Linked DNA regions of Homo sapiens: region 1 is linked to region 2. A link is an interaction called in ENCODE POLR2A ChIA-PET data of the cell type or tissue named here. Cell type or tissue: Caco-2. All regions are shown on one strand.

Region 1 (2,500 bases), 310 kb before region 2:
CAGGACACACAGCTCAGCCCTGAACAGAAGCTGAAGATTCAAGGTAAGATGAAGCAAAAGGAGCTGGGACAGGCTGAGGAACGCTTTCCCCTAAGTCACTTCCATTCAACTTGAACCCTCGCATTGACTGAGCACCTGGAACAGACAAAGCACCAGGCCAGGCATATTGTGGGCCTTGACCTGTGCATTATAGGAGAGAAGACTTCGGGAGGAGAATCCAGGCCCTGCCACATACTCTCTCAGTCCCCTTCCCTGCACAGATCTGGCAGCTCTCTACTTCCTCTTGGGTTCCTCCCTACCTCGGTTTGTCCGACTTTTAAAGTCAGCAACACAGGGCTGGCCAGGGTGATTTACCCCTGTAATCCCAGCACTTCAGGAGGAGGCGGGAGGACCACTTGAAGCCAGGAGTTCAAGACCAGCCTGGGAAATATAGCAAGACTCCTTCTGTACTGGGTGTGGTCCCAGCAACTCAGGAGGCTGAGGTGGGAGGAACACTTGAGCCCAGGAATTGGAGGCTGCAGTGAGCTGTGATTGTACCACTGCACTCCAGCCTGGGCTACAGAGTAACACCAGTCTCTTAAAAACAAACAAACAAACAAACAAACAAACAAACAAAACAAACAAAAACCCAGCAACACAGAAGAGCTATGATCCAGGTACCATGCATTGTCATCCTGAATTAGGGTGAACAACCATCCTGGTGTCCCTGGGACTATCCTGGCTTTAACTCTGAAAATTCCACATTCTGGGAAGGTCTTCAGTCCCGGGCAAATGGGACAGTTGGTCACTCTGACCTGAACTCACTGGATACTGGAAAGGAACAATCTGGGAAGAACTGCCCTAATAATAGGTAGTCTATTCTCTTCTCTATCTACTAAACTTTCTTTTAGGTGTATTTAGATTATTTATTATGTATTTAAGTAGCAGCGAGATGTGTGCCAGGGTTGACAATACCGACCCTTGTGGAATGATTTTTACATGAATTCCCTTTGTCAAGATGCTCTCAGTCTGTACCCAGGGTGGTTTTTTCACCCCCTCCCCCAACTGTCCAACTCCCCCCAGGGTGTTATATGTGGGAAGTTCACTGTATCTGTTCCTGGAAGGACACGGTTGAAATTTCATTCACTGCCTTACACAGTGTCCCCCTCCTGAGACCCATGGTGGGAATTTCTCTCCCTGCTGGGGAGAGATGTGACTTCCTTTGCCTGGGCTATTAGAAAGGTGGGTCCCCTTTGGGGTTGTCTTGTAGCAAGTATGGATCCCTGGCACGTGGAGTAAACTCTTCCTGCTTCGTCTTATTTTCCTACCCGTATTTTCTGTAAGCTATTTAGACATATTAATAGGATGAAACTAAGCTATGTTTTGAGCCCTAAGTTACCCTAGTTGTGAGACTTGATGGGAGTGGAATGCTTTGCTTGTTTGCCCGTGAAAGCCTCTCAAAATTCCCTCTCTCGAAGGTAAATGGCTGGCTTCACAAACCTTTGTGCGGGCCCTTGCAGAAGGACACAGATGACAGCCACGGGCTCTTTTGAGGAGCTCTTGCAGCTTTTCTGTGCGGGCAGAAGGAAGTTATTTGAGAGAAGCAGCAAGACCACCATGCCCAATAGGAGCCTTCCATCGGGGGCTGAAGTGGAAGAGTAACTTATTCAGGGTGCAGTGGGATAATGTTGTGAACTAACCAAACATTTAGTCCCTCATCTGTCCTTGTAATTGACAGTGGATAGACAGCCAGAAAAGAAGTCAGGAGTATTCATAGATTTTGAGGATTCAACCAAGGGAGGTCCCATGTGTTGCTCTCTCTGGGCCAAAGCCTCCGGTAGGGGGAAAAAAGTTCTGGGGAAATCAATCAACAGAGGAATCCTGGGTCTCCCACTCCTCGGCCCAGCTCTGGGCGGTAACAAGATCCCCGGACAGAAATGGCTGCTCAGGCCCTGAGTCGCATCAGGGTTTATCCAGCCTCTCAGGGGTCCCATGGCCATAACCCAAGCTGGCTCTGAAAGCAGGGGAGAGAGAGCTTGGCTGAGGAACCCTGGAGAGTGGTAGCTATCTGTGCAGACTGAGGCCTGAGGCTGCATTCAGCTCTTAGAGGATGCTGACATGGACTGACAATGTCCCCAGGACCAGACCTGCCCACTCTCCTCGTCCCCACCACCTTGGCTTACAGAAGCCAACTCTCCCCCACTCAAGGAAAGGAAGTGACTCTGAATTGCTTGGGATAAATATGCCTCCAAATGGGGGGCTCAAAACAGACAATGAATGCAGTTTTAGAATAAATATGTGACATTTCTTTCACACTTGGCTGTGTGGGTTGAGGTGAGTGCTTGTTGGGTGTAATGATGCCACCAATGACCACAATGCAGATGATAAGAGCTCACATTCATTGAGCATTTGTCATGTCTGCTTCTCTGCTAAGCACTTTATATGAACAAACTCAAAATTCTTACAACAGAGAGATACTATGAAATCTCTCTCTCTTTTTTTTTTTAAGAAAGTTACTTGC
Region 2 (2,500 bases):
TGAGGCTGTGCAGGTTTCTCCACTGCCCAGGAGAGCTGGGTGTCTGCCCCCTCCATCCAGCGCGCCCAGCAGAGCTACAGGGACAGTGGCTTCGGATGAGCAACAGTCACCGAGGAATATGCTGAGCGAGTAGAGTCCAGGTCTGCATTCTGGAAGCTTAGGGTTAAGGGACTTAATAGGGCCAGTGCCTGGGACCTCTATACAACGCAGAATTGTGGAAAGCCTGCTTCCCACAGCAGGCTTCGGTGGTGACGGTTTTTTGTTGGGAAATCAGCAAGCCTCCTCTTTGCCTTTTTTGGAGACAGAGCAATCGGGCTTATGTGCTTGGGAAAGATGTGTTGGAGAATATGCTTTTCATTACATTACACAGAGGCAGACGAAGCTGAGGGTCAGGCCCAGGTCTCTGGAGCTGAGGCTTTAGTACCAATTTCCTCTGGAGGGGCGGCTGCCTGATGCACACTACTTTCCCAAGAATTTGACACTGTAAGACTCAGGACACGGGAATGAGAGGCTTGGAGAGTCCCGATGTCATCTCTTCCATTGGCTTTTTTCTTCCCTTCCCTTTTGATCTTCCCGTCCCAGGCCCGCCGTTTGTTTTCCATTATCCAGCTTCCTGCTCTCATGTCCAGAGTCCCAGGGCTCCAGTGTCCTGGCCCCCATCGGTGCCAGGGCTGCCCAGAAGGCAGACAAATCAGAGGCGTCGTAGCCTGGCGTCTCCTCGCATGTCGAGGGCCGCTTTCACCATCTGCTTTCAATGAAGTGTGGGTTTCGGTACATATTATGGAAACAGAAATGGAAAAACCATCGGGGTCCCTCCTGCAAAAACAATCATTATCCACTGAAATGAGCTCTTAGGAACTTCCGGGTGGAGAGCACATCACTATTAATGAAGAAGAATTCAGACAGGAATTCTGGCCGGGCTGGACAGACAGGAGAGGGAAGAAGAAATGGAATGTTCTGACTCACCCGGCAGTTAAGAGGAGAGTCCCTTAATAGAGCAAACAGAACAGTCCTACAGCCGCGGCTGTGGAATCTGCTGCCAGCCTGGTTTCTCTCTGACTCAGAATGTGGCTTTCAGGGCTATGGTGCTGGGGAGGTGGGCTCCATCACCCGAGGAACACCTAGCCCGCGACAGAGGAGATACGAGCACAAAGGCTGGGAATGCCATCTGCACTAGCAGGACCTGGCCAGCCCGGGTCCGCCGGTGCCAGGGAGGGCTAGGCCTCAGAGCCAGACTCACACCAGCCTTCCTGGAGGAATTTGCCATCCTTCACTCTCCCTCGCCCTGTGTACCCCATGTGCTGAGGAGTTGCAGTGTGAAGACAGGAGCCTCAACAAGTCTGCAGTTTAGCGAGCAAGAAAAGGAAGCATCAAAGCTGCATCAAACTTAGTGAGGATGGGGAGAAAGAGGAGTTTCCACAATGCCCTTGGTATTTTCTCCTCCTGAGAGAAGAGCCAGCCAGCGCTGCCCATTCTAGAGAGTGATATATGCATGCATCCTATGTGTGATTGCAGGACTGGGGCATGGTGCATGTGTGTGTGTGTGCGTGTGTGTGTGTGTGTGTATCAAAAGCCCACTTTCCCTCCGGTCGCCCATGCCTGAAATTCTACACGTAAAGGCCATTCTCTTCTTCCCTCTTCAGACACCATCATCTCAAAGAGAATAATACTTTATGCTTTATCAGTAATTGGCATCATTGGGGAAATTCATTCATCAGACTCTCCTCTTCATGGGAGCAAAAAGGGCTGAAAATGAGAATGCCGAGTACTGGTATGGGACCATGCAGGAGAGAGAGATGTGCTGGGCTTCCCAGCTGTGCTCAGGGATCCACACCTGAGTCCCAGCCTCTGTGCGGTGAGGGAGAGCAGATGAGCAGGGAAGAATGTGTCCTCCCTCCTCCCAGAGACCACCAATTTCAAGTCAATGCTTTTCAGGGAACAGCGTCTGTTGATAGGTAGCTGGTTTCCAAATCTGGATTCCTCATAGATGGGTCTGGCTTGGGACCCCCTCATTTCCAAATCCTGCACTTTCCATCAGCTGGCATTTCCATGTGTCTAGGGCTTAACTATTCTCAACCTGCTTCTGTTAAAATGGTGCAAAAGTAATTGCACCAACATAATACATAACTTCTCTCATGGATCCTCACAACAACGTGAACACATGGTCATTTTTACCTGTTGGGAAAAGACAGCGAGTGAAGCCAGGCATGGTGGCTCAAGCCTGTCATACCAACTACTTGGGAGGCTGAGGTGGGAGTATTGCTTGAGGCCAGGAGTTCAAGACTAGCCTGGGCAACATAGCAAGATTCCCCCATCTCAAAAATGAAAGAAAGAGAGAGAAAGGAAGGAAGCAAGGAAGGCAGGAGGAAGAAAGGAAGGACAAAACCAGCAAGAAAGAGTCTGAGGGGGAAAGGATGAGGAAACTCCTTCCCTCAGTTCCCTAAGCACCATGCTGCACACACCTGCAGGCACCTCACTGCATCAGAACCCAGAGTGCAGG

Evidence for each region. Peaks named below come from ENCODE experiments on the same cell type or tissue, not always from the same donor. Only the 100,000 strongest peaks of a DNase experiment are listed, where the experiment ranks them.
Region 1: POLR2A ChIA-PET joins it to region 2 with 13 read pairs; 2 of 35 experiments call an interaction of 5 or more read pairs at or near these places.

The regions. Positions count from the first base shown.
Region 1 is chr10:29,871,732-29,874,231 of GRCh38, forward strand. No RefSeq gene overlaps it. Among named protein-coding and RNA genes, the nearest start is that of JCAD, 190 kb to the right of the region's middle. In Caco-2, no CTCF peak of the experiment used is centred here; no DNase peak of the experiment used is centred here.
Region 2 is chr10:30,181,992-30,184,491 of GRCh38, forward strand. No RefSeq gene overlaps it. Among named protein-coding and RNA genes, the nearest start is that of JCAD, 120 kb to the left of the region's middle. In Caco-2, no CTCF peak of the experiment used is centred here; a DNase peak (open chromatin) is centred at 980.